Linked DNA regions of Homo sapiens: region 1 is linked to region 2. The links are chromatin contacts, found by Hi-C in ENCODE. All regions are on one chromosome and are shown on one strand. Each heading gives the region's core, a stretch centred on a gene start or an enhancer-like site at or near the end of the contact. The rest is flanking DNA. Distances are from core to core; before and after follow the strand shown. Region 1 holds the start of CCDC28A-AS1 (CCDC28A antisense RNA 1). Region 2 holds the start of PEX7 (peroxisomal biogenesis factor 7).

Region 1 (4,954 bases), core at 1,574-4,073, 2.0 Mb after region 2:
ATACAATGTATGAGTACTGGGAGGCAGGGGAAGGGTCTTGTTAATCAAAGCTCCCATCCTCTAAATATAATCCTCAGGAAGAAAGTATATGATTGGAGTAATTTATACAAGGTCTGCATTTAACAGTTAATCCAAAGAATGGATGCTTACAGTTTAAAGGAATTAAAGGAAAATCTAGAAAATCTGAAAGATCATTTCTCTCAGGGAGGAACTCTAGATTTTAGATTAAAGAAATCACACTTGAAACTGTACCTCTACAACAACTCTATCTTGCGTCACTCTGTCCCTAGCCCAGTACAATTCACCTCACTAACCCTCTGCTTCCTCAAACATGTTAAAGTTCATTTTGCCTAATGGCCTGCATTTTAGCCGTATGTTCTATTCAAGAATGCTTCTTTTCTTCTCCTTCTCCTTCTTATTTTTTTTTTATTTTTTTGAGACAGGGTCTCATTTTGTAACCCAGGCTGGAGCACAGTGACATGATCATGGCTAACTGCAGCCTTGACCTCCTGGGTTCAGGTGATCCTCCCACTTCAGCCACTCAAGCAGCTGGGACTACAGGCCTGCATCACCATGCCCAGCTAATTTTTGTATTTCTTGTAAAGACAGGGTTTTGCTATGTTGCCTAGGCTGGTCTCCAGCTCTTAGGTTCAAGCTATTTGTCTGCCTCAGCCTCCCAAAGTGCTGGATTACAGGCAAAAGCCACCGTGCCTGGCACTCAAGGACTCATTTTCCTCAGATCATTCCATGGCTGGCTCATGCACTTTATTCATATCTCTACCTCAAAGCTGCATTTTCGGGAAGGCCTTCCCTGATACTTCTCCTTCAGTACAAACTACTTTTGACCTTAAGCTGTTATTTCAGGACTCTCATCTGACTAAATGAAACTATTTTATTTGCATACTAATTTATTGTCAGTCTCTTATATCGGGAATATAAGATCTCTGACTATAAAGCTCTTGTACCTTTTGTTGATAGATGCATCCTGACCTCCTATCACAGGGTGTGGCTAAAATAGGGACTTAAAATAGGTATTCAAAACCTGAATACCTATTTCTGAATACCTGAAACATGTCCATTTAGAAGGGTACTTTCCTGTGTCCCTACATCATGTTGGAGGTTGTAAACACAAATGCTACAGGGCTCAGATGGGTACTAAAGACAAAGAAAAACTAGATATTACTTGAACTGAGGTAAAGGAGGCAGATGCTTTCCAGCTTGAACCATTGTTGCCAGGCTACAATGCACATCTAACGTAGTCAGATCTTCCCGTTAATTCATGGGATGCCACATTGTTTTTATTCTTTCAATTTTAGCTGTTAGCAACCAATTTGAAAAAAAAAAAAGTAGCATGTGAATCACCAGTTGCAAGCTCTGTTCATACAAATAAGACAATTCGACATTAATTAAAAGGAGAAACTGGGAAAAGATATTGAGCAGACTGTACAGTAGTGTTTGTAATGGTGAAAAATGGGAAACAACCTAAACATCCATCACTATGGGAATTCCCAAATAATTTGTGACAAATCTATTTGATAAAGTCTAGCTATATTTATCAATGTGGATAGCTCTCAAAAACACAGAATTTGGTGAAAAAATCAAGTTGCAGATCAATACACAAAATATAATAGCATTCATGTAAAACTTCAAATGCCCCAAACCATTCTACATATTGTTTATAATACATAGTAATAGTTTAAATATAGAAACCTAGATTGGCAAGATACATATCAAATTCATGATCCTGGTTGCCTCTCTGAGGGTGGTAGTAGAATGGGACTGAGAATAGGGAACACCTTCTTTATCTGTAATGCTCCATTTCTTTCATTCATAAATCTGTTCGTTCTGGATAGTGGGTGCGTTGTTTATTCTGTGCTTTTTTTTTTTAACATTTCAATAGTTTTGTTTTTTTTTTTTAAATGGCGGGTGGCGGAAGAACATCCTATCCTAGAAGCCAAGAGACTGGGGTTGTCTTTGCTCTGCCTTTTCTGGCATGGATACAATCTCTAGATATGGTTTCCCCATTAGCTAATGCGGGGGGTGCTATGTGGTGTTCCTCCAGAGTCCCTTCAATCTAAGGACCTGTGAATCTAAAACCTTCCCACCTCCCACTCCAACACCGGGAAGGCTACCCAGACCAGGCAATGAAACGTGCATTTCTTCCCTCATTTAAGATAGATCTCTTTCTCTCAGCCTGCAATTCCTTCTCCAGAGGCTTTAAGTATAGTGGAAGTAGAACTATCTTTGACGACAGAGAGACACCTGCATCAATTAGCCTTTCTGAGCCTCAAATTCCCCATTTGTAAAACAGAGAGTATAACACCTACCCATAAAATTGTAGAGAGGTTTAGATACACCGTTATGTGTAGGGCCCGAACAGAGTAGCTATTAATAGTGGTAACAGACTCTCAATTAGGGGCTCAACATCATGGTCGCTGAACAGAATCACGGTCGCTGAACAGAATCACACTCTTCACGCCGCCTTGGAGCCAAAATTAGTTTAGCCGCGAGAAGTCCGGGCAACCAATCGGAAACAACCAAGGAACAGTTGCATGGCGACACTCTGGTTCCGCCTTCGGGCATGCTCGAACAGCATTCTGGGAATTGTAGTTCGGGGGGGGAATCTAACACTCACCGAGGGGCGGAGTAGCTTCCGGAAAGGGTACTGCATTTCCCGTTTCTACCTCCACTGCACCCGCTTATTGCGTCTTGCTCCTGGGTCACAGAGCCTAAAACGACACACCCAACACGCCCGCCGGAGTTACAGCTAAAGGAAGGACAGGGGAAGCAATGAAATGCCGAGGGCGGAGCCAAGAGCGACACTGGGGGAGCAGGAAAAGGCGGGGCTTCCGCTTGGGGCATGGAGGCTGTACCTCTTACGTCACTTCCGTAAACAAACGGAGCTGCGGAGGAGCGGGTCCCGGGATGTGACCGGGGCTCTGCTTGTGGCTGCGGCGGTGGCTTCTGAGGCTGTCGGGTCTTTGCGGGTTGCGGAAGGGGGCCCCAATACCCTTCTTCTTCAGGTATGTAGTGGAAGCAAAGGAACCTCCGCAACCTGCCCCTTTAGGCCCTTCCCACCACTCTGGTCACTGCTGGGTACTGGGCGGTGAAGGGTCATCGCTTCGGTAGATTGGGGAAGGGGAATGAGGTGATGTCAAGAGGGATGCCCAGTGGTACTGCTTGGAGGCAAGACCTGGCACTTAAAACCACTGTGTGAATAAGTAACTATGAGCAGTTTACTTATTATGCCTTCTCTAAAACATTCTTTGCTGTTTGATATACAGGAAGGGTTTCAGTGCTCTTGTGACAGATGTAATTTTCCAAAAACGAGGAAATCGCGAGTGCTGGCTCCGCAGAATATTGTGGTTTAGACCACCACTGGTTTATTTGCATTGCTTTACTTCCTAGATTTTTTTTTCTTGTACCACCAAGTGTGTATTAGCATCGTTAAATTTCAGGCCAGCGTGTTTATGCGTATCATACATTTTTACAGATCCTTGCCTCTTCAGAGAACTAATCGTCTCTATTCAGTCATCTTTCAAACTCTCATTTAATTTGTGTTGCATGTTGAAACAACACCAGAATTATTGTTCTGTTACAAAAAATGCTTCTTAAAAGAAAAATTGTTAGCCAAGGTTTAAGTGGATTGACACCCAGTGGTATCTGGGATTAGAGACTGGGCATTGGAGCCTTTCCCAGAAAGCCTCTTCTTTGGCAGTATTGTAGCTCCAGTTGTAATTGTCTAGCGTCAGCCAATTTAAGCTCAGTGGTTTAAATTCCAGTGCCAGTGGCACTAAGTCCAGGCAAAAGGAAAAAGAAAAATTTATTGAATTCATCAAATAATTATTTTAAGCGACAGCAATGGGTTTGAATCTTTTTGAATGGTCATGGCATGCCTAAATTAAACACAGCATGCCAAAAACGGCCTAATGTTTCTAGAAGGCAATTTACAACCTGATGAGGTAGAGATAGCCATATAAATTCATCTTATGATATATGAAATAATGAAGTTAAGAAAAATTTAACACTATGCACAAATAAAGTATGGAAGGGGTTTTTTTGTTTTGTTTTGTTTTGTTTTGTTTTGTTTTTGAGACGGAGTCTCGCTCTGTCGCAGTGGCACCATCTCGGCTCAGGGCAAGCTCCGCCTCCCGGGTTCATGCCATTGTCCTGCCTCAGCCTCCTGAGTAGCTGGGACTACAGGCGCCCGCCACCACTCCCGGCTAATTTTTTGTATTTTTAGTAGAGACGGGGTTTCACCGTGTTAGCCAGGATGGTCTCGATCTCCTGACCTCGTGATCCGCCCGCCTTGGCCTTCCAAAGTGCTGGGATTACAGGCGTGAGCCCGGCCGGAAGGGTATTTTTTAAATAGATGGATGTTAGAAAATAGAGCGGATTAATAGATAAAGTAAGGGGATTGTGTAGGGATAACTAGGAGGCCTTACACGTATTCCGCATGGAAGGGCCATCTGTAACTTCACATTGTTAACTTTTTTGATATGGGCAAAACTAAATATATATCATAAAATTCACGTTTGTTTGGAAATGGTTAGAGAAAGTATATTCAAAATAGGCAACGAACAAGTTTGATTTTCTAGAACTTCACTTATCACCAAGCTAGAATCATTATTAGCCCTAGCTAGAAACTGAGTTTCTGTTTAGTAGTTGAAGTAAGGCTTCTAGTTGATTTTTAAAATGCTAGTAAAATCCCTATGACAATTATACATCTGTTTGAATCTACTTGGTTCTTCTTAAGCATACATTTTGGAAGAAAGACCTAAAGGCCACCTGAAGCTTGAATCAGGCTGGGAATATTATGTGGATCATTTGTTTATTGTTTATATGTTGTTCCCCTTGTAAAATGTAGGCTTCTTGAGGTCAAACACCTTGTTCAGTGCCGTCTCTCCAGTACCCACAATAGTGTCTGGCTTGTGGAAGAGAATCAGTAAATATT
Region 2 (5,018 bases), core at 1-2,500:
TAAGACTCTTCATGATCTAGCCCCAGTAAAACACTCTACAGTCTCCCCACCCAATATTTTTTTCACCGTATCCCTTCCATCTGGCCAGGCTGAGTCCTGGCAGCCACGACCCCCTATGGATCATGCTGGTTTAAATCTCCTGGGTTGCTCATGTTATTCCTGCTCCTACAAAGATCTCCATCTTCTTGTCTACCTAAAGAAAACCTACTCATCTGTGTGCAATCACCATAAAGACTTATCTCTCTTCTGCAGCCTTTCCTGCAATTTCCATACCTCTGGCACGGACAATCACCTTTTAAAAATACCCCATATAAATTTATCATAGCCTCTACAGTATTTTGATTACACTTAACTAATTACATGACTTCTCTTTTAGTCTTCTTCTCTAATCTCTTGAGGCCATGGACCATATCCCATTATTTTGAATCCCAAATGCCTAGTACTGTTCTTGGTATATGGTTAAGATGATCATACGACTTGGTTTGTGCCTGTTGACCTGGCTTAATAATTACACCCTCTTTACTCTCAAAAGTATCTTGGTTTGGCAGATAAATTATATTTGGTCATTCTCCACATAGTATATGCCTGGCAATAAATGAATGAATGAGCACCAGCATCTGAGCACTTATTACCATACAATATATACATGTATAGTAATACTTTTTAAAAAAGTTGTATATGATGATGTGCTGCTTTTTTGCTTAGCTTCATTAGAACTGGCCAGCTCCTTTTTCTCACTTGCCAAGCATGGGGAGTTGGTTTGGAGTTGGTGTTTCATCTTTTCCAGTTACAGTGTGAAAGTAGCCCACCAGCCCACGCTCTTATTCCTAAAGACCGCAGTGACTCCACGGACTTAAGTTCTCATTGCTTCCAGTTTCCTTGGGCAACGCAGCACGCAATTTTGGACGCGCTGCGTGGTTTCAGAGTCGGCTGTAACTTTTCTCACTTTATAATCATCAGGAAAAGTTCCTGATGCCAGTCTTCCAAACGCTCAATGAAATAAAAACCAGATAGCACCGCAGAGGAGGCTGAGATGCAACGACAAAAGCTGTCGTAATTATTAATAATACCTAACCCTGGATCACTCCCCTGATAGATCTGTATCTTTGCAGCAGGCGCAATTCAGTTTGGATTCACCCAAAACAAAAATGGTCTCCGTCGGAGTCAACGCCCTTTCCTGTGCGGACCAATCAGAATCTCAAACACAGGGCACGGGGCCCACACTTCCGTCCGGTCTGCCTGGTCTCTCTAACCGCGCCAGTGTGCCTCCGACTCGGAACGGCTTCCGCGGCCGGGGCAGCGAGGGCCGGGGGCGGCGGGCGGGATGAGTGCGGTGTGCGGTGGAGCGGCGCGGATGCTGCGGACGCCGGGACGCCACGGCTACGCCGCCGAGTTCTCCCCGTACCTGCCGGGCCGCCTGGCCTGCGCCACCGCGCAGCACTACGGCATCGCGGGTGAGGCGGCGCCGCGCAGCTGGGGCCGGGGGGCGGAGGCGGAGGCGGGGGCCAGCCGGGCTCCAGTTCCTCGCGCTCGAGGGAAAGCCCCTCTGAGCGTAGACGGTTCCGCGGGTCCACGCCAGGGGGCAGAAGAGGCGCTGGTCGGCGCTTCTCCTTTCTTTGCCGAGTGCGAGGAGTTGGTCTGAAGCAGGAGTCGATCTTCCAGTTGTGTGCAAGTGCATATACGTGTAGCCTAGTAGCCCGTGTCCTTGTTCCTTGAGACCGCGCTGCCTCCGCCACGTGTCACACGCCCAGGCACACGTCCCCGTAGGGAGAGCCGGGGGAGCCTGCGCGGTCCCTTGGATCGGTCCGCTCGGCACAGCAGTACGGGGAAGACGGTCTGAGCCAGAACCGACCCAGGGCTCGCGAGTTGGCCCACAATTCCCAGTCTGCATTCGAGCACTGAGCTGCGACCTGCGGGCTGGCCTTCCTAAGGACGATGCTCCTGAATGGACGCCTGGAGTCCCACGGGTGACACCATGAAATATATCAAGTTCAGTTCTTACCTGTAGTTGTCTAACGAGGAATGCACACATTCGCAAGTAGGTGTTACAGACTCCAGTTAATTGTCTCCCGTCGCGCGCATTGGCTCAGCCTGTGGTTAAAGCTGCTCAGGAGGCTGAGGCGGGAGGATCGCTTGAGCCCGGGATGTTGAGGCTACAATGAGCTGAGATCACATCACTCTGCCCCAGCCCAGTGAGCTGAGATCACATCACTCCACTCCAGCCTGGGTGACAGACTGAGACCCCGTCTTAAAAAGAAAAAAGGCCAAGCGCCGTGCGGTGGCTCACGTCTGTAATCCCAGCACTTTGGGAGGCCGAGGTGGGCGGATCACTTGAGTTCGGGAGTTCCAGACCAGCCTGACCAACATGGAGAAACCCCATCTCTACTGAAAATACAAAATTAGCCGGGCGTGGTGGCGCATGCCTGTAATCCCAGCTACTCGGGAGGCTGAGGTAAGAGAATAGTTTGAACCCAGGAGGCAGAGGTTGCGGTGAGCCGAGATCGTGCCATTGCACTCCAGCCTGGGCAAGAAGAGCAAAACTCCGTCTCAAAAAAAAGAGTCCATCTAGTCCGTGGACTAGATGAAAAGGCGTAGGTTCATTCTCGCTTTTGCCTTAATTCATGTCCTAGCTATTATACGCACTGAAGCGAGATGCAAAAACTCATTTCATAATGTCAGTGGTCTATTGTATTTTTTTGTTTTGTCCTACAGCAGAAAAAAATGTTACTTCTAAAACTCAGAGAAATACTTGATTTATTTTCATTATTAGCTCTTAGTGCTTGCACATTCAGATTTACATGGCCCACCAGTTAGACTGAAGACTCATGAGTCTATAATGGTAGTAGTTTTCTTTTTTTCTTTTTTCTTTTTCTCTTTAGAGACAGGGTCTCACCCTGTTGCCTAGGTTGAGTAGAGTGGTGCAATCACAGCTCACCGTAGCCTCCACCTCCTGGGCTCATATGATCCTCCTGTCTCAACCTCACCAGTAGCTGGGACCACAGGCATGTACCATCACACCTGGCTAATTTTTGATTTTTTATTTTTGTAGAGACAGGGTATCACTATGTTGCCCAGGCTGGTCCGGAACTGGGTGCAAGCGATCTTCCTGCCTTGGCCTCCCAAAGTGCTGGGATTACAGGCGTGAGCCACTGTGACTGGCCTGTAATGCTACTTAAAATCTTATGCAAAAACTCTTTAAAGGGAATTGGTATTTAAAAAAAAAAATTCAGTCATGTTTAAATAGAAGAGATTTTCCCCCTTGGTCTCTATAAAAAGTAAACATAACTTTTAAAATACAATGGCCCTTTGGTAAAATAATCTTTGACAGGTAACATATTAATACTGTTTTCAGCACTTTATTACCACCAGTTATGTAGTAAATCCCACCAAGTATCTCCGCATTCATATTTTGTTTTAAAATCCTGTGTGAGATGTGTTTTAGATTTACTGGTGAGGAGTGCAGTCCCTGGGGTCTGTAAGCCAGAGGTTTCTCATCTGTCAGTAGGAATGATAACACCAACTTGGAAGGTTTGTGTCTCTGGTGCCTTGTCTGGCTACAGAGTAGGCCCTTAAGTATTTCACCCCCCTGTTAGGTCCATGTCTGAATTCCAATCATAGGTGCAATGGGAAGTTGAATATTTAGTAACTGAAGTACAATATGGAAAAACAGAAATAGAGAACACATTTGGTATTCATGTCCCAAAAACTTTAGGGAGAAATTGATCACCTGACCATTTGGTATTCAAGGTCCCAAATACTTTGGGGAAAAATTTGTGGTATTAAAATCAGGTATCAATTACTTGATAACTCCTTGACTTTCGATGTTACCCTGGCAGGTTCAAAGGGATGACCTTGATTTTTTTTCTCTTTAGGCTGTGGAACCCTACTAATATTGGATCCAGATGAAGCTGGGCTAAGGCTTTTTAGAAGGTAAGGGGGCTGAAATTATTAAAGGTATATATTGTTGCTATTAAAGCCTTAATAGAATTAGGTTTTGACTCTTTGATTAATGTTTTAATATACAGTATAAAAGGAACCTTGGCGTTTGCATAGGATGAAGCTTATTTTTAGCTGATTGTGGTGGTGCGCACCTGTAGTCCCAGCTATTCCCAAGTCTGAGGCAGAAGGATCACTTGAGGCCGGGAGTTCAAGACCAGCCTCGTGGGCAACATAGGAGGACCCCGTCTCTAAAAGAAATTTTTTTTTTTTATGCACAGAGTCTGGCTCTGTCACCCAGGCTGGAGTACAGTGGCGCCATCTTGGCTCAGTGCAGTCTTCCCCTCCTGGGTTCAAGTGATTCTCCTGCCTCAGCCTCCCAAGTAGCTGGGATTATAGGTGCCCGCCACCACACCCGGCTAATTTTTGTATTTTTTAGTAGAGATGGGGTTTCATCATTTTGGCCAGGCTGGTCTCAAACTCCTGACCTCAGGTGATCTGCCCACCTTGGCCTCCCAAAGTGGGTATTATATGCGTGAGCCACTGGGCCCAGCCTAAAAATTTTTTTAATTTTTAGGCCGTAGTCCCAGCTACTTGGGAAGCTGAGGTGGGAGGATTGCTTGAGTCCAGTTCAAGGCTGTAGTGAGCTGTGATTGGGCCACTACACTCCAGCCTGGATGACAGAACAAGACTCTTTCTCTCAAATAAAAAACAAAACAAATCTGAAGCCTGTCTCTTAGTGTCCACTCATAAATTATAAAATTTAAACATAAAAAAATGTGGAGCAGTATACTGTGTACTATTACATTTTTGGACTACTACATTCCACTGGACTGTTTTTTTTAACCTTTCTGAATCTGTTGCCATATTTGTCAAGTACCTACTCTACTTAACTCCCGTAGTTGTGCAGATTACATGAGATATACGTGTTAAAATGTGTGATAAATTGAAAGAAAAAAAACCATAATTGTTATTTTTTTTGTTGTGTAGCTGCCTATGTAAGTGTTGTATTTTTTTGTTGTTTGTTTTTTCCTAGTGTAGCTTTGACTGGAATGATGGTTTGTTTGATGTGACTTGGAGTG

The links. Hi-C counts contacts between places; a loop is a spot of excess contacts on that map. Pooled maps may share reads with other maps.
Region 1: a map of naive thymus-derived CD4-positive, alpha-beta T cell shows a loop between it and region 2 (20-fold over the local background). The contact joins the promoter of CCDC28A-AS1 here to the promoter of PEX7 in region 2. A Hi-C loop is called at or near these places in 2 of 168 maps with a recorded cell type or tissue (CD8-positive, alpha-beta T cell and naive thymus-derived CD4-positive, alpha-beta T cell) and 10 of 50 pooled maps.

What each region holds. Positions count from the first base shown.
Region 1 is chr6:138,770,880-138,775,833 of GRCh38, forward strand. It overlaps CCDC28A-AS1 (CCDC28A antisense RNA 1), which reads right to left and starts at 2,824. Exons shown (of 3, transcript NR_161205.1): 1 at 2,636-2,824. It overlaps CCDC28A (coiled-coil domain containing 28A), which reads left to right and starts at 2,890. Exons shown (of 6, transcript NM_015439.3): 1 at 2,890-3,023. RefSeq lists enhancers at 1,941-2,615, 2,616-3,289, 2,653-2,702, 2,723-2,782, 3,143-3,202.
Region 2 is chr6:136,821,342-136,826,359 of GRCh38, forward strand. It overlaps PEX7 (peroxisomal biogenesis factor 7), which reads left to right and starts at 1,251. Exons shown (of 10, transcript NM_000288.4): 1 at 1,251-1,454; 2 at 3,873-3,930; 3 at 4,978-5,018. The coding sequence starts at 1,325. RefSeq lists enhancers at 822-971, 855-1,587, 1,588-2,320, 1,702-1,861 and a silencer at 1,152-1,531.